Regions from separate parts of the Homo sapiens genome. Here region 2 is linked to region 1. A link is a loop called in an ENCODE intact Hi-C map of the cell type or tissue named here. Cell type or tissue: HepG2. All regions are shown on one strand. Each heading gives the region's core, and the rest is flanking DNA. Links, peaks and the distances in the headings are about the cores only. Region 1 has its middle 690 kb from the start of CDH6. Region 2 has its middle 570 kb from the start of CDH6.

Region 1 (11,812 bases), core at 3,537-8,536:
ATCTAACCTTTTTTCAAGGTTTTTAGCTTCCTTGTGATGGGTTAGAACATGCTCCTTTAGCTCGGAGAAGTTTGTTATTACTGACCTTCTGAAGCCTACTTCTGTCAACTCGTGAAAGTCATTCTCCATCCAGCTTTGTTCTGTTGTTGGCAAGGAGCTATGATCCTTTGGAGGAGAAGAGGTGCTCTGGTTTTTAGAATTTTCAGATTTTTTGCTCTGGTTTCTCCCCATCTTTGTGGTTTTATCTACCTTTGGTCTTTGATGTTGATGACCTACAGATGAGGTTTTGATGTGGATGTCTTTTGTGTTGATGTTGGTGCTATTCCTTTCTGTTTGTTAGTTTTCCTTCTAACAGGTCCCTCAGCTGCAGGTCTGTTGGAGTTTGCTGGAGGTACACTCCAGAACCTGTTTGCCTGGCTATCACCAGCAGAGGCTACAGAACAGCAAATACTGCAGAACAGCAAATATTTCTGCCTGATCTTTCCTCTGGAAGGTTCATCCCAGAGGAGTACCCACCTGTATGAGGTGTCTGTCGGCTCCTACTGGGAGGCATCTCCCAGTTAGGCTACACAGGGGTCAGGGATCCACTTGAGGAAGCAGTCTGTCTGTTCTCAGAGCTCAAATGCTATGCTGGAAAAACCACTGCTCATCTGAGCTGTCAGACAGGGACATTTAAGTCTGTAGAAGTTGTCTGCTGTCTTTTAAGCTATGCCCTGTCCACAGAGGTGGAGTCTATAGAGGCAGTAGTCCTTGCTGAGGTGTGGTGGGCTCTGCCCAGTTCGAGCTTCCTGGCTACTTTGTTTACCTACCCAAGCCTCAGCAATGGCAGATGCCCCTCCCCCAGCTAGACTGCAGCCTTGCAGGTCAATCTCAGACTTCTGTGCTAGCACTGGGCAAGGCTCTGTGAGCATCAGACCCGCCGAGCCAGGCATGGGAGAGAAACTCCTAGTCTGCCAGTTGCTAAGACGATGGGAAAAGTGCAGTATTTGGGCAGAAGTGTACTGATTTTCCAGGTACAGTCTGTCACAGCTTTCCTTAGCTGGGAAAGGGAAATCCCCCAACCCCTTGCACTTCCTGGGTGTGGCAACACCCCACTCTGTTTTGGTTCACCCTCTGTGGGCTGCACCCACTGTCCAACCAGTCCCAATGAGATGAACCAGGTATCTCAGTTGGAAATGCAGAAATCACCCTTCTGCTGTGTTGATCACGCTGGGAGCTTCAGACCAGAGCTGTTCCTATTCGTTCATCTTGGAAAGGAATTCCATTTTTTTTTCCGTTCTGTAAAAGCAAGATGTTGAGTAAATCCATCTTACTAAATATGAAGTTAATCTATACAGATCTCTAATAATTCACTCAGCAAATATGTTGCTTTCCCATGCATCTCTTATTTGCCACTCAAAGCATTTTTACTGAGGAACAATTTTTCTTGAAACTATGACCTTTTATATTTGAAAACTTGCAATACATATACTCAAGTTGAAGAGACTATATGTGACAAAACCTACACAATATAATTTTTGAAAATTATGAGTCACATTTTAGGCATAATCAATGTTGAAGATATAAAAAGTGGGATTTGTGTCTAAATCTCAGAGATATTTTCTAAAAACCCAATTTCATTAAATAAAAGCATAAGGATATGAATTCCAAGACAAAATGCTACTTTCATATATTTAAATGCATATTATATATGCATCAAAGTCAGGTATATATACATGAATAAACACAATCCACTTCCTGAACTGTCAATAATTGTTAATTCTTGCAAAAACAATCTTATGTACTCAAATTAATACATTTAGAGTCTTTAATTTTTTATATTTGTGCTTAAAGCATTAGTCTATTTGGATTTAACTAGCAGAATTCAATATTTTTATCTTCATTCAGTTAACAAATCTAAGAAAAGTGTTGCCTAACAACCACAAATCAAGAGACTGTGCCAACCGCCCCTTGTTCTATGGTCAGCTTGATTTTGCTTCCTCTAATATCTAGCACCAGAGGCTGTGAGGTAGAAGAGAAAGCGTTCTGACTGCATAGGCTGAGAGCCTTATCCTGTGTCATGGCCCTTCTCTTAAAACAGCTGCAGGCCTCTGAGCCACCCAGCATTAATTATTTCAGTATTTATTGACAGCCTACTGGGTACAGGATGAGGTATTAGGTGTTGAAGAAGATTCAAATTTAAATGAAATTTTCTCCCTGGATTTAAGTCACTGATAATAAAACAGGTGTGAGACATATACTCTGCCAAACAAAATCTACAAAAGTATGTTAGTAGGTTAGAAACAATATACTAGGAGTAAGAAAACGAATTCAAAATAGGGCAAGAGGTCCTGTATACTAATATACTGTATACTAATATACAGGACCTCTTGATAACAGTATAATATACAATATCCTCCTTGTCCTCTACTCCTCTTCTTTTTTCCCTCATAGTACCAATTCTTTTCCTAGTAACAATAGCAAAGCTAGGTTTTTACATGCTTCATCTTGGTTAATCTTCGCACTGGTCTGGAAAAGTAAATAGCAGTAATGTCATTTACCACTGGTTAAAAGCTCAGTCAGCATTGTTACAGTACTTGTTTAAGGTCACAATATTGGTGTCAGGGTCAGAATTCAAACCCAGAACTGTGTTCTGAAAACAGTTTCTAGATAAACTGGAAAAAGCATGATATTTTATCCACGTTGCTATAATTGTGTCCACACTTCACTTTAATGAAAGAATGTAAACTGTTTTGCCGAATTGGAAGATGCACATTAGACCCTGAGGAGCATATGATCTCATTAAAGAGCATATTTTTATGAGGTTGTTGTGTAGAGCTCCTGAGAACAGTAGCAGCAAATTAAACTGAAAAGAAGACTTGGGACCAGGTCATAGATCATCTCTCTAAGGAATTCAGGCTGTATTTAAAAAGCTGTGGAGTCATTATTTTTGTTTAACAAGTAGAAATATTATGAGATAAGCAGTGTAGTAAGAATATATTAATTAGGACATTTAAGAGGTATCAAATAAATGTTTGATAAACCAAACAAAGAGGGTGGACGAAAGGATCTATTAGATGATCTCTAGGAAGATAAGAATGAAGTAATAAACTATGACAGTAGAAAAAACAATAGATTTATCAGATTGGGAGAAAGCGAAACTTGGTTTAAACCTTATTTAGTCACTAACACAGAGACATGCTTTCCCCCCTCCAGAAGCAACAGTGTTCTCAACTAAACAATGGGGACATTAATGATCAAATCTCTTAGCTTAAAAATTATGTGACTTTGATCTAATCGATTATTTTATTTTTTTTAATGAAACAATTTTGAGTGTGAGCATACCAGATCTTTGTAGTAGATGAATCGTGTTTGCTGCAAGGGGCAAATGATTTCTACTAGATAGGTTGGAATAATACCACTAATGCAGCACTGAATATGGGTGAAGGATATTTCTGTGAAAATAATGAGCTCAAGTTGGAGCAGGAGCTCAGTGACTGGTAGATTAAGGCAGACTCTTTGGAAATGCCCTATGAAAAGCCACACTGCAAATCACAAACACTGGGATATAATCCAAATTGGGAAGATAGTCCAAGGAAACATATATAAAGCCTCTAAACAAAGCCTCATGAGGACATTGATAAAATCTGGAGAAAACACTTAGAATGAGAGGAAGGAATCAGTAACACAGACAAGTGTCCTAGAAAAAAATATGCCAGTGGAAGAGATTGTGCAATAAGAAAACCACAGAAAAGCTGAGAGGGAATGGTCAGTGCAATAATAGCAGATTCAAGAATGTGCACCTGGCCAGGCATCTGTGACTCAAGCCTGTAATCCTAGCAGTTTGGGAGGCTGAGGTGGGAGGATTGTTTGAGTCTAGGAGTTCAAGATCAGCCAACACAATAAGCAAGACCCCATCTCTGCAATAAATGAAAAAATTAGCTAGGTAAAGTGATGTGCACCTGTAGCCCCAGATAAAGGAGAAGCTGAGATGGGAGGATCACTTGAGCCCAGTAAGTCTAGGTTGCAGTGAACTATGATCATGCCACTGCACTCCAACCTGGGCACAGAGTGAGACCCTGTGTCAAAAAAAAAAAAAAAAAAAAAAGGTAAGAATGTGTACCCTTTCAGAAAAAAAAAAGAACAATTGACCCTTGAACAACGTGGGGGATAGAGGGTTAGGTGGTTATGAGTACCACTCCCTACACAGTAAAAAAATCCACGTGTAACAGTTGACTCCCTAAAAACTTATCTAGTAATATTTCACTGTTCACCAGAAGCCTTACAAATAACATAAATAGTTGATTAACACAGATTTTCTATGCTATGTGTATTATATACTGCATTCTTGCAATAGAGCAAACTAGAGAGAGAAAATGTTTTTACAAAAATCATAAGGAAAGAAAAATATATTTACCGTGAATTAAGTGGAAATGGATCATCATAAAAGTTTTCAGCCTCATCATCTTCCTGTTGAATAGGCTCAGGAGGAGGAAGAGGAGGAATTGTCTTGTTGTCTCAAGGGTGGCAGTGGCAGAAGAAAATCTGTGTATAAGTGAATCCACACAGTTCAAACCCAGGTTGTTCAAGGGTCAACTGTCGTGCTAAATATAACCTTTCTCCTATAGTGTCACATGCAGTAGAGAGATAATTTAAAACAATATTATTCAAAGAGAGAGCTTAAAGTATTGTACAAGGAAGGTCATTATTGACCTTCAGTATAGTTCCACTTTGTGATAGGGCCTAAAGCCAAAGAATAATAAGTGTTTTAGGAGAAATACAAAATATACCGTTAGTATTTCAAGATATTCAGAGATGTAGAAAGGAAGTAAGTCCTGTTTAATGTGTAAGCCAGATCCACAAAAGACTTTTTAATACTCTGAGTTACTTGTATATCCTATGATACATAAGAAATTTATTTTCTTGCACTGAGTGTTGAAAAATACACATTGACTTGAACTAAATAACATCAATTTGGGCAAAATGTAAGCAGAGACAATTATTTTTAAAAATGTAAAAGTATAAAAGAAGCCAAGAATACTTAATGGAGAAAGGCAACAGAAGTTGGGGATGAAGAGGGTATCACAAATAATATTACAGAAAATAAATTGGGGATATAATAATAGTGAAAAAGGAGAAACAATGTAAATGTAGTAAGAAATTCTAGCTATGCAAGGATGGTGTGGCTGGAGGATAGGGTTTGTCAAGAAAGCAAATGTGTAGAAATTCCTGAGAAAGTGCTGGCAGTTTGCACACATCATGGAAAGCTGAGCCAAGGTTGGATAACATGAAATTCTAATGCGTTGTAACAAAAGGAGTCTTCACCTATTTTGCTTCTCTTCGATTAGGTTTGGAAACCGAGGGAGAGAAGAGTACAAAAGAAGTGACATGTAGTCAAGATCAATATCAAGCTTTTTTTCCCTTACTTCTGCAAGGATCATATGCATTCACAGCACAGGGTGCTGAAATAAATCACAGATAAAAACTATGGTTGGGGAAGAGTCATCTGCATGATAGTGAAGTTACCTAGATTGAAGACAGAGGTGGGATTTTTGACTCTATTGCAAGTGGAGTTTTTGAAAGTATTATTAAAAAATCTGAACTTTAAGCATTGTGTCCATTGAAAGATTAAAGGGAGTCTCCAGGCCATTCCAGGGAATGAGGCCGCTAGGTCCTGTCAGTGTTTTGGAGACAGCATTTACTCCTTGGCAATAACGGAGGGATTGAGCAGAACATCCTGGGGTGTTATGGGAAGTGTCCCCGGGAGAGCAGACCAGAGAACAGGGTAGCTTGCAAGGACAAAGATTATAAAATCTCAGCTTGACCAAGCCATAAAGCTGCCTGACTTCAAGGACCATATGAGCTCAGATCCTGAATCTTTCAACAGTGATTACGAGGGGCTGAAACAGCTGTACTGCCTGCAGTTTTCAGGTACCATAAAAGTAAATATCACGTACACTTCTCTTTACCTGAAAAAAGTCAAACTCATTACTTTAAAGTTATACCTTGTATTGAAATTTCCTAAAAAGAGTGGTTTTCATGTCTCCCCTGGAGGTTATGTATAAGTTAAATCTAATATATTGTAATATGTGATAATGTAATTGAGGAACAGAAAGTAATTGAAATTCACTAATGAATTAATCCTTGGAAGACTACTATAAGATACAGAGGGGATAGATATTGTTTTATCTCAGGAAAAACTGAGGCATTGAGTAGCTGCCTATCTAAAGCCATTTAAAAAAGAAGTTGAAAGCTATAAATTGTAGATGATTTTATATTGTACCTGACCTAGCTCTGAAAAAAAAAAAATCAAAAGAGGCAGATTCATGCTTTCCAGGCATGCCCGGGGAATGATGGAGGATTCTCTTTTTATGTTAATCCATTCTCTTTGAGTCAAAAGCTGACAGTGCACAGACAACAAAGGGACTGCTAAGTCTGCTGTCCAAAAATACTCACCACAATTTGTCAGGCTTCACATTATACATGGCTTTTTACACATCGCTGGCCTCTAAACATAAAAGATCCTGTTGGTTTCCCTAATTAAATAGAGTGAGATCAAAGGTTCACCAATGTCTATCTGACTGTCTCACGGTATTCCAGAACTGAAAGCAAATAAGAAGTGTATGAAAAATGTATCAGAAGTTCCAGAGATTGAGCTCTCTTTTTGGTTTCTTTACCTTTAGAAAAATAAAAATAAAGCCAAGGCAGCCTCTGAATGTTGCTCATATTTCTTTTGTTGGTGTTTTTCCTTAACTAGATAATTGTTTTGTCCTCACAGTTGGGGAAGACTGAAGTTCAGAATATAGAGATACCAGACATTTCATCTGTGTAGAAAAGATGACATTGCATTAGGGTCCAGAAATGCTATAATGAATATTTTCTAGGTACAAAAAAGACCCTGACACACGCTTTTTCATAAGCCAATAATATATAATAGAAGAAGATGCATTAAAATAAAATATGGCTGGTCTTCAGTGACTAAACTCCTACTTTAGAATTGTGAATCCATCCATAGATTGTTCACAATGGAGTTACTGTTTACAGGAAATTCCAATGTCAAAGAGATGATCTAATCCTGATTCCTTTGGGGTGAGTCAATATTGATTATTCTCATTAGGGGAACAATAAGTAATGGATTTGGAAAAGGCCTTCTCTTTTAGGACTATTATGCTTTGGCTGAAAAAAACTTTGAAAAAAATTCTTAAATATCTAAGGAAAATGTGCTAGGATGTACTCACTACATCTTTCTCCCTCCAAACATATTTAATTATTCCAAGATTCATAAAGATAAAAATAAAATAAATTTGAAATATTAAATAAATAACTTTTATCTAGTAGATGTTTTGTATCTGATATGGTCTCTTATATGACTCTAAACATACTTCAAAGACCTTCACATGGGTTTTCTATGTAACATAAAATAGGCTAACCAAAAGTTTAAATGACAAATAATTATCAATGAAAGGTTACCAGGAAAAAAAAAGTAAATGCTTGCATACTTTACTAAGCAACAAAAATTACTTTCTTCAATATGCTCTTTATTAAAATGTAATAAAAATCTATCCTGAGAACCAGATGGTAGATGACATGATAAATTAAAGCCCTACATAAGCGCAAATAGAAAAAAAAATAACTTGCTGCTGACATAAATGACATTTACAATATCACATGTTTTTTCTAATGAATATGAGATGATCTTGATATTGCAAAAGACCTTTATTCCAGAAATGAAACAGCTAGAGGAGAAAAAAGTGAGGCAGCAACTTGCAGTTCTATAGAAATAGCAAATGCTATCTATGACCTATATATTACAATTTGAAAAAGAATATTTGAATAGTAATGAAAAATTGACACAGCTAGAAAGAATACTGATTATTTTTCAATTAGGATGTTCTCTTATTCTTTTATTTCTATTTGTCTGACATGGAATAAAAATAAATTATGTGTCTAATATATTTAATACTTACCTAACTACCTTGATTCTGGTCAAATGCGCTCCAAATTATTATGTTAATATTTTTATGATTATGCCACAACTTAACTTACCAGCATATGGAAAGGTCTAAGTAAGTGCTTATGAGAACCTATGACATTCTGGGTTATCACAGGCTTAATTTGAAATATTTCTCCACCATTTACCAGCTGTATGATTTTGGGCATGTTACTGAACTACTGAACTACTCTAATCTTTTGATTTCTTTTCCTAAAATTGGGGATTTCATTAGTATATATGCTAAAATAGTAGATTTAAACAGGGTGATGTAAACAACACTTAATAAACATCTGACACAGGGTAGACTTCAATAAAGCATCAGTCATCATTATTATAGTTCACAGGTTATAATAAATACGACAAAAATGTAAATTAAATACTTCAACATTAATTGAAGGCCATTTGCTGTCTCAGTTATAAGTCTCATTTCTTAAGCTAAAACATAACCTGTTTTGGCAGACTCTTTTCAACAGTTGTTATTCGTGCCTGGCTATGAAAATATTAATGGCTGTGCATACCAAACAGATCTCAACTATCGCCATGAACCAAATATATAAACATTTTAGGAATTGTTTCTTGTTAGAAATTGCCAATAAACTGCTTATTGCTTTGCAAATATTGGACCTGGGAAAATAATGCTACATCTACTAAAACCTTACAGGGAGTACCTGATGGCCCATTAATTACATAAATGTGGAAGAAACAAACAAGAATTGTAGGACCTTAAGAAATCTGGTCATTATGCATGCTCATACCAAGCTTAGAAAGAGGTAACATTTTGAAAAAGAAAAATAAATAAATAAATAATATTCTTAGATAAATTTTAGATTGATCATAACAAAATGTAATAGATAGAGAGCTATGAAAATGAGAATATTTAAACTGAAAGCCCATATTCAGTTAACCTTATCTCAGTAGTAGCACCTTTTCTCACCTAAGTATATGGCAGTAACTAACTTTACTGGTAGACTGTCTCAGTGTTAAAAATAAAGTTGAATGCCAGCCCACGTCAACAAAGTCATATATATTGATATAAATTAATAATAGGAGAGATTTTCATCTTACCTAAGAATTTGAACTCAACATTTTTGCAAACATTACATTTTCTTGGCATTTGTAGAGTCAAGATGTGAGGGTTGAGTCTGGGAACTAATCTCACATACTGTATTTAGTAAACAGTTCATTTGTTTCCCAGTTGATCATCATTCATATCACATATTGTATATTAAAGATACATAAAAGAAACTGATTTATAAATTCACATGGATGATATACGAGTTAAAGGCCCAGCATGAAACAAATGGTCTTCAAAGTGTTTAACTGAAACAAATTTCATAGGGGGTGTCTATACATGGAGGTGAGGATGAAGTTAAGGACACCAAGAAAAGCTAGAGAAACAGCAAGGAAATAGCAACAGCAGAAAGCCAATAGCTCCCTGAGCTGAAAGGGCTAAAAGAGAGTGCAGTGTTTATGATTGCCCAGCCAGAGAGAGATCTATGGAAGCGAACAGCCAATAGGAGCTGAAGGCACGGAGGAAGAGAACCACTCACAGAATAAGAGAGCAGTAAGTATTAACACCCAGACCAGTCTTTCCTCCTAGCTGTCATCTCCATCACATACCTCCCATTGGCTGAACACGACGGAAAATCAGAGGACAAGGAGCTGACAGAATCTCTAAGGTTCAAACTCCCAGAACAGAATAGCATAGAGAAGAGCTGGGATTGAATAAGGAGTTCTGGGGTGAGAGAGAGGATAAACAAAATGAAAAGCACAGATGAATAAAATGTGATTGGATTGCAAACTTAACTTTTAAAGTGCATGATAGTGATACTATAAAAAGCAATGATAAAACTTTTCTTTATGGTAACTGTTTCACGATATGCACGAAATTGTTTCATCCACCACATTTCAGCTTCAAGTATTTTTTAATTCATACAAATACGTGCAATAAAGTGCAATTACAGCTCGATTAAAGTTCCAGTGCAATTAAAGCACATTGAAAATAAATGATACAAAACAAATCGTTGGTGTTGTTTTTGTTTGCTTTTACTGGGATTTTGGTTCTTTAAAGCACCAATCTGTTATAGAGATATAGTGGAAATATATGGACTTTCTATGTAGTTTAACCAATAAACAAGTTATAATAAGTCATTTATCAAAATACCCCATTTAAATTGTATATAAAAATCTTGGATTTGAAATGGCAAAGAGAAGGTTAAAATAAGCATTTGTGCATTCAAATTGAAGGATATATGCATTAAAGGTTTGGTGGCATTTTAATGGAAGAAATTGGGAGAGCTGACAAGCTCTCAAAATGTTCAAAGATGACATAGGCATCAAAATCAGTAAATGAATTTAAAAATACTAATGCTGAATAAAATATCTGCTTTCATTTGCAACCCAAACAACGAATGCTATGTGTACACTTATCTTCTGGGTTCTAACAGAGTAGAATGTTATGGGAGGTTAGAATCAGGGCTAAAGAATAAACAAATATTCCCTTGACTCATATTATATTAAGAAATTCAAAATATCAGACTAAGTGATGCTGGTAACACAAGGAAGTCTACAATATTGCTTCCCATTTCTAATGTTTACAATTGAAATGAAGAGGTGAGACTTCGACACATCAATATTCTGTTTACACACACACACACACACACAATAGTACTATAGAAGAGTTTGATAAAATACTTACATCAAGTGATACATAAATAGGAAATAATTAAAAAGAAAGTGGCATTTGGATTGAACTTGACAGATGTGTAATAATGAGCTCGGAAGAGAAGGACACTCAAAGAATGGAAAATGGGGCAGAAATAAAATTAGTTGAGAAAACGATATATACACATACACATACACACCATTTAAACGGCATTATCTAAATGGAATTCTTGAGGGAATACTTTGCAGTATGTATAGATAACTTTGCAAAAGCAGGCAAAATCTAATTATGAGTGACCTTATGATGGAGATTATCCCAAAGGCATAATCTGACGTTCATCCCATAGACAATAGGAAACCACCAAAGCTATTTCTGATGAGGAATGGTCTGATAAAAGAGATTTAGAATGAACTGCAACAGTTAGAGAAAAGAAGAAGAAATAAGATATTTACAGAGGGATATGAGACTGAAATTGTAAGAATAAGTGGTAAAGATTTTTCTTTTTTTTGAGACAGAGTTTCACTCTTGTTGCCCCGGCTGGAGTGCAATGGCAGGATCTCGGCTCACTGCAGCCTCCACCTCCCAGGTTCAATCAATTCTCCTGCCTCAGTCTCCCAAGTAGCTGGGATTACAGGTATGTGCCACCAAGCCTGGCTAATTTTTTGTATTTTTAGTAGAGATGGGGTTTCACCATGTTGGCCAGACTGGTCTCGAACTCCTGATCTCAGGTAATCCACCCACCTCGGCCTCCCAAAGTGCTGGGATTACAGGCATGAGCCACAGTGCCCTGCCTGATAAAGATTTTTTAAAAGTATGTGTGTGGGGAGGGAAAGATATCAGAAATATTTAGGGAATAAATAAGGTAAACTTGCTTTTTGTTTAGAACAGGACACCTGTGGAGACTAGAGAGTTAATGATGAGTTAAAGATGACTCCAAGATCTCAGTCATGGTGATCAGAACAATGCCAGCACTGGAAACCACGGTAGACAGCTGGCCGTAGAGAGAGAGCTCAGGCCCTCTGGCATAAAGCAGCCTCAGAGGGCAGTTCTCAGACCAGCTTTGGAGAGAAAACTTCAGTGCCTGTACTCAAAAGTCCTCAGACTGTGTGATAACCCCCAGGAAATTTTGTTACTGTTGGTCTTTTAAATTGTATTTATTTTTATTTTTAGGTTTT
Region 2 (11,812 bases), core at 2,931-7,930, 120 kb after region 1:
TGTTTTGTTTCTTTTGTATGTTTTGTTGTTGTTGTTTCAAATGGAGTCTTGCTCTGTCACTCAGGCTGGAGTGCAGTGGAATGATCTTGGCTCACTGCAAACTCCGCCTCATGGGTTCAAGTGATTCTCCTGCCTCAGCCTCCTGAGTAGCTGGGATTGCAGGCTCCCACCACCACATCCAGCTAATTTTTGTATTTTTAGTAGATGGGGGTTTCACCATGTTGGACCAGGCTGGTCTTGAACTCCTGACCTCAGGTGATCTGCCCGCCTTGGCCTCCCAAAGTGCTGGGATTATAGACCTTGAGCCACCATGGCCACCCACCATTGTTCTTTCTATTTCTATGAATTTGACTACATTAGATACTTTATATAAGTGGAATTATGCATATTTGTTTCCTTGTGAATGATTTATTTCATTTAGCATAATGTCCTCAAGGTTCATCCACATTGTGGCATGTGATAGAATTTTCTTCCTTTTTAAGGCTGAATAATAGTCCACTGTATGCATATATCACATTTTCTTTATTGATTAACTGATGGATATTTAGAATACTTCCATTTCTTGTCTATTGTGAATAGTGCTTCTATGACCCTGGGTATGCAAATATGTCTTTGGGATCTTGCCTTAAATTCTTTAGGGCAGGGGTTCCCACAGGGGTCTCCAACCTTGGGGCAATGGACTGGTACCAGTGTGTGGCCGATTAGGAACTGGGCCACACAACAGGAAGTGAGTGGTGGGTGAATGAGCATGACTATCTGAGCTCCTCCTCCTGTCAGAGCAATGGCAGCATTAGATTCTACTAGGAGCATGAATCCCATTGTGAATTGTGCATGCAAAGGATCTAGGTTGCACCCTCTTTATGAGAGTCTAACTAATGCCTGATGATCTGAGGTGGAATAGTTTCCCTCAACCATCCCCCCTCCATCCGTGGAAAAATTGTCTTCCATGAAACTGGTCCCTGGTTCCACAAAGGTTGGGGACTGCTGCTTTAGCGTATATACACTCAGAAGTGTGACTGCTGAATCATATGGTGTATTCGTTCCTTCTCACACTGCTATAAAGTAATATCTGAGACTGAGTAATTTATAAAGAAAAGAGGTTTAATTGGCTCACTGTTCTGAAGGCTGTACAGGAAGCATGGCTAGGGAGGCCTCAGGCAACTAACAATCATGGCAGAAGATGAATGGGATGGGAAAGATGGCACATCTTCACGTGGCCAGAGCAGAAGGAAGAGAGAGAGTGGGGAGGTGCTACACACTTTTAAACAAACAGATCGTGCAATAACTCACTCTTGCCATGACAAAACCAAGGGGGATGGTGTTAAACCATGAGAAACTGCCCCTATGATCCAATCACCTTCTATCAGGCCCCACTTCCAACATTGGTGATTACAATTCAACATGAGATTTGGGTGGGGACACAGATCCAAACCAGATCATATGGTAGGTCTATTTTTTTTTAATTTTAGGAAGTGGTAGACTGTGTTTCATAGTATTTGCATTATTTAGAATCCCACCAGCAATGCACAAAGGCCCCAATTTCCTCCACATTCTTATGAACACTTTGTTCAAGAATTTTCTGATAATGGCCATTCTTAAAGGATGTGAGGTGATATCCCTTTGTACTTTTCATTTGCATTTCCTTGATGATTAGTGATGTTGTGCATCTTTTCTTATGCTTGTTGGCCATTTGTACATCATCTTTGTAGAAATGCCTATTCAAGCACTTTACCCATTTAAAAAAAATTTTATTTTACTTTATGTTCTGAGATACATGTGCAGAATGTACAGGTTTGTTACATAGATATACATGTGCCATGGTGGTTTGCTGCACCTATCAACCTGTCATCTAGGTTTCAAGCCCCAAATGCACTAGGTATTTGTCCTAATGCTCTCCCTCCCCTTCCCCCCACCCCTCACAGTCCCCAGTATGTGTTGTTCCCCTCCCTGTGTCCATGTGTTCTCATTGTTCAACTCCCACTTATGTGTGAGAACATGGAGCGTTTGGTTTTCTATTCCTGTTAGTTTGCTGAGAATGATGGTTTCCAGCTTCATCCATGTTCTTGCAAAGGACATGAACTCATTCTTTTTTATGGTTGCATGGTATTCCATGGTGTATATGTGGCACATTTTCTTTATCCAGTTTATCATTGATGGGCATTTGGGTTGGTTCCAAGCCTTTGCTGTAGTAAAAAGTGCTGCAATAAACATATGTGCATGTATCTTTATAGTAGAATGATTTATAATCTTTTGGTTATATATCCAGTAATGGGATTGCTGGGTCAAGTGATATTTCTGGTTCTAGATCCTTGAGGAATCTCCACACTGTTTTCCACAATGATTGAACTAATTTACACTCCCAGGTTATTCAATTTTTTGTTGAGTTGTAAGAGTTATTTATACGTTATAGAAATTAACCCTTTATCAGATATGTAACTTCTAAAATGCCTTAGTTTATTCCATATTTTGCCTTTTCACTCTGTTGACTGTGTCCTTTGATGTACACATTTTTTAAAGCTTGTTGTAGTCTCACTTTGTCTATTGCTGGTTTTATTGCCTGTGCTTTTGGTGTCACATCCAGAAAACATTGCCAATTCAATGTCATAAAGATTTTCTGTTTCCTTCTAGGAGTTTTGTAGTTTTAGGTTTCACGTTGCAGTCTTTAATCCATTTTTAGTTAGGTTTTATATGTTGTTAAATAAGAGTCCAGCTTTATTGTTTTATAGTTAATATTCAGTTTTCCTCACACCATTTGTTAAGGAGCCTGCCCTTTCTTTTAGGAGTGGTCTTAAGATTTTTTTGTTGAAGGTTATTTGACCATATATTTGAGGATTTATTCCTGAACTCTCCATTATATTTCATTGTTCTATTTATCTGTCTTTATGCTTGTGTTACACTGTTTTATTACTGCAGCTCTGTAATATGTTTTGAAATTAGGAAATGTGAACTTTTCAGTTTTGTTCTTTTTCAAATGTTTTGGTATTTTGGGGTTCCTAGAGACTCCTTTTAAATTTTCAGTATGTTTTCTTTATGTGGCAAATATGACATTGTGATTTTGAAAAGGATTGTAGTGAATCTGTACATCTCTTTTTGTAGTATGGACAACTAAAGAATATTAAGTTTTTTTAATCCATAAACATAAAATGCTTTTCATTTATTTGTTTTCTTTAATTTATTTCAAAAATATTTTATAATTTTAACATACATGACTTATACCTCCTTGGTTAGATTTTTATTCCTAAGTATTTTATGATTTATGATCCTATTGCACATTAAATTGCTTTCTTAATTACATTTTTGGAAAGTTCATTTTAGTGTATAAAAAGAAAACGATTTCCATGTTGATTTTGCATCCTGAAACTTTACTGAGTTAATTTATTAGTCCTAACAGGTTTTTTTTTCAGTCTTTAGAACTTTCTACATATAAGTCTATATCATCTATGAAAACAGATAATTTAACTTCTTTTTTCCAATTTGAATATCTTGTATTTCTTTTTATTGCTTAATATTTCTGGCCAGAGTCTCTAGCATTATGTTGAAAAGAAATGGTAAGAGCCAGGATCCTTGACTTGTTCCGGAACATAGGAAAAAGCTTTCAGACTTTCTTCGTTCACTGTGATGTTAGCTGTGAGCTTTTCAGAAATGGCATTTATTATGTTGAGGTACTTTCCTTGTATTCTTAATTAGGTTGAAAGATTTTATAAAATGTTGTTAAATCTTGTCAAATGTTTTTTCTGCATCAGTTGAGATGATCATGTGAATTTTTTCTCCATTCTGCTAATGTGCTGTATTACCCCAATTGTTGAGCCATCTTTGAATTCTAGGAATAAACCTACACCTTCACAGCTCCAGCTACTCCACACACAAACACTTTATGTTATCAATGTCAAAATTACATCTTTATATATTATATATCCATGAACATAGATGTAAATTTAAAATTTTTTTTATCATTTAAATTCTATTCACTAAATTACAATAGTACAGGTTACTATATTTGACCATACATTTACCTTCACTGGAGAAACTTATATATTCATACAGGTTCCTATTGCTGTCTATCATCTTTTTGTCTAAATTTGAAGGACTCTAGCATTTCTTGTACAGCAGGCCTAGTGGCAACCTCAGCTATTATTTATCTGGGAAGCCATTCATTCCTCCTTTTTTTGTGGGGGAGGGCATGGAGGAGAGAGTCTTGCTCTGTTGCCAGGCTGAAGTACAGCAGCACGATTTTGGCTCACTGCAATCTCCACCTCCCAGCTTCAAGTGATTCTCCTGCCTCAGCCTCCTGAGTAGCTGGGCTTACAGGCATGTGCCACCATGTTCAGCTAATATTTGTAGTTTTAGTAGAGACTGGGTTTCACCATGTTGGCCAGGCTGGTCTTGAACTCTTGACCTCAGGGGATCTGCCTGCCTCAGCCTCCTAAAGTGCTGGGATTACAGGTGTGAGCCACTTCACCTAGCCACTTTCTCCTTCATTTTTGAAACACAGTTTTGCTACATGCAATATTTTTGATTTACATTTTTTCTTCCGTACTTTGAATATATCATCCCTCTACCATCCTGCAAATTTCTGCTAAGAAATCTGCTGATAATTTTTTGGAGCTCCCTTGAATGTGAATTGTTTTCTTTTTGCAACATTCAAGATTCTGTCTTTGTCTCTGACTTTAAACAGTTTGATTACCTGTCTTGGCATGTTTCTCTTTTGATTTATTATAATTTAAATTATGTGAGCTTCTTGAATCTGCATGTCTATTTTTTTCCTCAGATTTTATAATTTTCAGCCATGATTTCTTCAAATAACTTCTCTGTTCCTTTCTGTTTCTCTTCTCTTTATGTGATTTATATGCTTACATTGTTCTCCTTGACAGTGCCCCATTAGTCCATTAAGCTCTGATTTCCTTCATTTTTCTTGCTCCTCTGACTTTAACTGTCTTCAAGCTCACTGATTCTTTTATCTGCCTAATGAAGTCTGCTGTTGAACCTCTCTAAGAAATTTTTCAGTTTAGTTGTTGCATTATTCAGCTTCAGAATTTCTATTTGTTACTTTTTTATAGTTTTTGTCTCTTTCTTATATTCTCATTTTGTTTATGGATAATTTTTCTGGTTTTGTTTAGTTGTCTATTTGGGTTCTCTTTTAGCTCATTTGGCATCTTTATAACAGTTGTTTTAAATTCTTTGTCAGACAGCTCATAGGTCTGAATTTCTTTAGAGTAAGTCTCTGAAGTTTTTTTTTATTTCTTTTATTGAGACTTATTACTTTGCCCCTTTGTATGCCATGTTTTTATATTTTACTGGGATTGGGCATGTGTAAAAACAACCATCGCTCCTAGGCTTTGCTTTCTGGTTTCATGCAAGGGAAGAGCTTCACCAATCACCCTTGCTGAAGATTCTAGGACATTTCATACCTTTTCTGATCTGTTGCTCCCTCTCATGACTGCCTGTGGAATTATACCTGTAGTGTATTGCTTGTCTGTTTTCAGGAGCTTCTAAACTCTGGTGCAGGTTCAATTAACGCTCTGAATCAGACAGGCAGCAACTAATCCCTTCAGCAGCCCTCAGACCAGCCCAGAATGTTGACTGTGTGTCCATTCCTCTGTTTTCATCCCAAGAGAGGATTCCCAGTATGAAAGGCTTCCTATCAATTGCATCATGCTATGCTGAATAGGGAGAGGGGCTCAAATGAGCTCACCAAATGCTATGTGTTTTCTATTCTTTTTGCTGAAATCCTGTCTTGGTTTTATAATAGCTTGGATGTTATTGATTCTCAGCTGGTCTCTTGAGTTTTCATAGAGGTGCTCTGGTCCACATGTTCTTTTACTCAGTGTCTCTGTGAGGAAAGGAGGGCTTATAGCTTCTTAGTCTACCATGTTGCTTATATCCAGAAAGAGATTTCTTAAATTGGACACTAAAGGATCATCTACTAACAGTTACAAGATGAAAACCCTGGCTCAAAATATTTAAATGGATACTTTTCAGGGTAAAATATACAGATGACCAATAAAAAATTGTATCACTCCTCATCAAATAAATGCAAACTAAATGTAAAATTATGCATCATTACACACATGCTTTAATGGCTAAAATTTGTAAAATTTTAGTAGCAACTTCAACTTTTTCCAAGGATGTGAAGCAACAATACCTCTTGTACATTTCTGGTTAAAATGTAAAATGGCAAAATCACCTTAGATAACAGTTAAGCAATTTTTTAAACAGTTAAATGTATACTTACCATACAACCCAGTTATTCCACCTTTATATATTTACACAAGATAAAGGAAAACATATACACACAGACACATGTGTACCCTAATGTTCAAGACAGTTATAGTCATAGTTCTCAAACATTTGAAACAATTAAAATGTTCATAAATGATTAAATGGACAAATATAACACAGTCTAACCATGATATAAAATACTACTCAACAATAAAAATGAACATGACTAATGCATGCAAAATAATGAATGCATCTAAAAATATTATGCTGAGTGAAAAAAACCAGATTCAAAGAGAATATACTATGATTTTATATATGAAATTATAGAAAATAGATAGTAAAAGGAAATAGAACTAGATAATTGGCAATTTACCTTAAATTTTAAAATTCCTTGAATTGAGGTTCTATTAATTTTCCATCTATTCACTTTTTTTGAATATTTCATCTATTCATATTTTAGAAATGGCTAGGTTCCGTGCTTTTACATTAAAAGACTCTGACTATTCTACCAACTACTGTATTTTTTCTCTATATATAGAAAATCCTAACTACAAGTTTTTGCCCATGCCTATGTCCTGAATGGTGTTGCTTAGGTTTTCTTCTAGGATTTTTATGGTTTTAGGTCTTACATTTAAGTCTTTAATCCATCTTGAGTTAATTTTTGTATAAGCTATAAGGAAGGGGTCCAGCTTCAGTTTTCTGCATGTGGCTAGCCAGTTTTTGCAACACCATTTATTAAATAGGGAATCCTTTCCCCTTTGCTTGTTTTTGTCAGGTTTGTAAAAGATCAGATGGTTGTAGATACATGGCATTATTTCTGAGGCCTCTGTTCTGTTCCATTGGTCTATATATCTGTTTTGGTACCAGTATCATGCTGTTTCGGTTACCGCGGCCTTGTAGTATAGTTTGAAGTCACGTAGCATGATGCCTCCAGCTTTGTTCTTTTTGCTTAGGATTATCTTGGCTATGTGGGTGCTTTTTTGGTTCCATATGAAATTTAAAGTAGTTTTTTTTCTAATTCTGTGAAGAAAGTCAATGGTAGCTTGATAGGGATATCACTATAAACTACTTTGGACAGTATGGCCATTTTCACAATATTGATTCTTCCTGTCCATGAGCATAGAATGTTCATGACTAAAACACCAAAAGCAAAGACAATAAAAGCCAAAATTGACAAATGGGTTCTAATCAAACTAAAGAGCTTCTACACAGCAAAAGAAACTATCATCAGAGTAAACAGGCAACCTGTAGAATGGGAGAAAATTTTTGCAATCTATCCATCTGACAAAGAGCTAATATCCAGAATCTGTAAGGAACTTAAACAAATTTACAAGAAAAAAAACCCATCAAAAACTAGGCAAAGGGTATGAACAGACACTTCTCAAAAAAAGACATTTATGTGGCCAAGAAACATATGAAAAAAAGCTTAGCCTCACTGGTCATTAGAGAAATGCAAATCAAAACAACAGTGAGATACCATCTCACACCAGTTAGAATGGCTATCATTAAAAAGTCAGGAAACAATAGATGCTGGAGAGGATGTGGAGAAATAGGAATGCTTTTACACTATTGGTGGGAGTGCAAATTAGTTCAACCATTGTGGAAGATGGGGTGGCGATTCCTCAAGGATCTAGAACCAGAAATATCTTTTGATCCAGCAATTATAAATTATAAATTATTCTACTATAAAGACACATGCACATGTATGTTTATTGCTGCACTGTTCACAATAGCAAAGACTTGGAACCAACCCAAAGGCCCATCAATGATAGACTGGGTAAAGAAAATGTGGCACATATACACCATGGAATACCATGCAGCCATAAAAAACGATGAGTTCATGTCCTTTGCAGGGACATGGATTAAGCTGGAAACCATCATTTTCAGCAAACTGACACAGGAATAGAAAATCAAACACTGCATGTTCTCACTCATATGTGGGAGTTGAACAATGAGAACACATGGACACAGGGAGAGGAACATCACACTCTGTGGCCTGTCAGGGGTTGTGGTGCCAGGGGAGGGATAGCATTAGGAGAAATACCTAATGTAGATGACGGGTTGATAGGTGCAGCAAACCACCATGGCATGTGTATTCCTATGTAACAATCCTGCACGTTCTGCATATGTATCCCAGAACTTAAAGTATAATAATAATTAAAAAAAAGAAAGAAAATCCTAACTACAAAAACTGACCATTTTTAATAAGCCAAATCATTGACACATCCATGGATAAAAACATATCAACTGATAAGAATGTTTTAAGAAACAAACTGATTAGTTAGCTTAATTAAGCATTAACTCAGATTTTTAAATTCTACATATATATATACTGTGTATATATATTTATTTATTTATGATGGAAATGCAGTAGCTTTTTTCTTAAAGATTAAAGTATAGGTTTCTTGATACGTATTATTTTTCTTCCCATTTGCAATTACTCTCATATTTTATGTTTGCTTACGTGACACCCACATTTGAGAAAATTGCATGTGCTTTCTATATTATAATAAAAGTTTCTATTGGACATTTTTTCTTCTAAGAGCCAATTTAGTCTATGTAAGAGTAAATGTGAATATTTTTTCTAAGTAAGAGTACATGTGTGGATATTTGAATTCTATTTAAGTTTGTTTATTGAATAGAAATTGAGAATTGTTTAACTAGTTTTCACACTTCTTCAACAGGTCTAGGAGTTGAAAGCAAAAGTTGATATTATGTTCTGGATTATTTAGTTCTCTTATTAAGTTCTGAAGAAATGAGAATAATCTTAATCTAAACATGTGTTCAGACACTTCACATATTCATTCCTGCATCTAGAGAAACTAAAAATTTCTTCCAGAACAGGCTTTTTACTCATTTTTCACGGTGATTGTCTCCAGGACCAGACAGAATTAAAAATTATGGCATTTCACCTGTACACATACTTTTTAACAATGTATACAAGTTTTGCTGAGCTTAGAAATTATGCTGAAGGTTAATTTGTGTTCAGAGCAAAGGGTGACTTCTTTCTTATTGCAAACTATTTCGCTACGTCAATCTTCTCATCTAACAAGAGGCAGAATTTCCTTCAGAAAGTCATAGCCTTGCAGGAATACAAATTAGGAGTCAAACAAGCAGTCCTCAGGAAATATAAAAGTTAATAGTAAGTGACCTGATTTGCATGCACGTCCCATCGAACAAGACTGTTCTAGATTGGATGGCTTAGTGAGAAAATGATTTTTCCTTTAAATCCTGACAGTATGTTCTTGCTACTATCTTCACTATCTCACCATGGTTAAAAAATATCCTGTCATGAGATGCTGAGCAAATGAAGTATGTATTTTAAAAGACAAAACTATCTATGATTCATCTCACTTAGGCAAGTCTGCTTAACATCTTAATAAAGGATGGCTTAGAATTTGGCAAAACTCCGACCTCTAATATTAGACGATATAGAGACAAAAGTACATGAAACCCATGATTATTACTCTTCAGGGTTCAAAAGAAGATAAGCGATCATCATTAATAGTGAATAATACAAGCATTCCCAAAAAAGAACAAACTAAAAGAAATAAGGATACACTTATGCTCATTGATATGTGTAAGTAAGCATGCAAAAAATAATGATAAGAACCAGTTTTTTGGGAGAATCCAGGCTGCATTTAAGAATTCTTGATTGGAATCACTATTGATCCATTCATCTGTCTCTATCTTGAATGAGAGATCAATGTTAATAATTAATTTAAGTAAACGTCAGACAATATATTTCCTGTGCATGAATGAGAGTCTACAAAATTTCAAATATGTTTTTGTAGGAAGCTCAGTTACCTTTCTTCTGAAATTTTTTTCAAAATTGATCTACGGCTGACATTAATACACAGAAAAATAGCACATGATTGATATCCATATTCATACATAATATATATTTGGGTGTTCATATATGTGTTTAGTGTGTATGGTTTAAAGAAAGAACTTCAAAAGGAAAATCTTGTGCACACTTTAGAAAGATAGTCCCTATTATTTTATTATTAATTTAGGTAAATAGATTTTTTAAAGAATATTAATATGATCTCAATGGATCATGTTTTCTTGATGTATTAGCAACATTTGAGGGCCTGTTCTTTGGAAAGTGTCTACACTTGAGTGTCTGATTTTTTTGGTATTTTCAACTTATAGTATATTACTACTGCCAACTAACAGTATTGTAGTTTATTTGTTACAAAAATGCCGGGGGTTTGGTCTAGGTCCTGCTGCTCTCCTCACAGAAAGCCAATCACTGAGACACCTACATTTGAGCATCTGCTCTATGGAAAGTTCTTGCAAAAGTCTGAGCACGCAAAAATAACTAGGGAATATGTCTACTTTCAAAATTCATAGTATAATAAGCTTTACTAAATTTGAAATACTAAAAAGACAGCACAAAACAATTGCAATCTCTAAAAGAAAAAGACCTCAAGACTTCTTATATCTTTCTGAAGTGTTTTGAGAAATATTCCATATTCTAATCTATTTGCTAAATGTTATTGTAAATTTCATAGATTATTTTTATTAAAGTAATACATGCACATAGTTTAAAATTGCATTGGCTTAAAATAAAGGACAATGGTTTCTTTCTCCATTGTTCACTTTGTTAACCCCACTTGAAGAACTCCTATAAAGTATGTATTTCCATTTTTCTATGGTTATTTTCAAATCTCTAAATAATATGCTCATGTGGCCCTGTCTTGATGCTCCATTGTCTTTGACATTTTATAAAATAAAAATATTAGCAAATATATTGTTCTGTCACCAGTTTACAACATGAAGGATAGAATTTACATTCTCCACAATCATAATTTGATGTGACCTTTGCCCATTAATTACTTTTAAATGTTGAAAAGTTAATACACTAAAATATACATTATTATGAATGTATAAATATTATTTAATGTACCGTCAAGTAGTATGTTATGATGATATGTTCTTTCTTGAACAAGTTTTTTGGTATTTTGTATTTTTACTCCATCATAGACTTAGGGAGTTAAAAAACTAATTTATACTACATTTTTATTAATTATTTTTAATTTTTGCTTTTTCCCAAATATAACATCTCAAATTTTGCTGAGATCACAAGATTTTTAAAAAGTTTATTTCTGTTCTCTTAATTGTCTCTCTTTGCACAGGGTCTGTTTTCTGCTTATTTTGGTCTTTTCTTCTTTGTTTTTTCTTCTAATTTTTCTTAGGAGTGTTCTTTCTTATCCTGTTAATTTAAGAATGAAGCAATGGAAAGGTTTTTGGCATTTCTCAGTGTCTTACTGGATATTGCTGACTGGCAGGATTTGCATAGGAATTCATTGTTGGGCAGCTATTACGTGAAGGTATCACAAGTAAAACAAAAATTGGCTTTATTTTGCAGCACAAATACATTAGCTGAAGCATCATCTCATAATCACTTTCATTTCTGTAAGAAATCATTCATAAATATGTGTGTGTTTGCATTCTTCTGGCAAAAACGTAAACATCTTTCTCTGTTCTCTTCATGTAATTGTTTGGAGAGTCTACTACGTCGTGGAGGTTTCCTCCATCAGTGCTTTGTTTCCTACCTAACTTCTTTCTCAGCTTCCACCATCCAGCT

What was found. A loop is a pair of places that touch in the nucleus more often than their neighbours do. Peaks named below come from ENCODE experiments on the same cell type or tissue, not always from the same donor. Only the 100,000 strongest peaks of a DNase experiment are listed, where the experiment ranks them.
Region 2: a loop joins it to region 1, with 5 times the contacts of the local background. A loop is called at or near these places in 1 of 110 quality-filtered maps.

Annotation. Positions count from the first base shown.
Region 1 is chr5:30,498,725-30,510,536 of GRCh38, forward strand. No RefSeq gene overlaps it. Among named protein-coding and RNA genes, the nearest start is that of CDH6, 690 kb to the right of the region's middle. In HepG2, for the core only: no CTCF peak of the experiment used is centred there; DNase peaks (open chromatin) are centred at 6,477 and 7,037; H3K4me3 peaks cover 433 bases.
Region 2 is chr5:30,615,257-30,627,068 of GRCh38, forward strand. No RefSeq gene overlaps it. Among named protein-coding and RNA genes, the nearest start is that of CDH6, 570 kb to the right of the region's middle. In HepG2, for the core only: a CTCF peak has its summit at 5,422; a DNase peak (open chromatin) is centred at 5,425.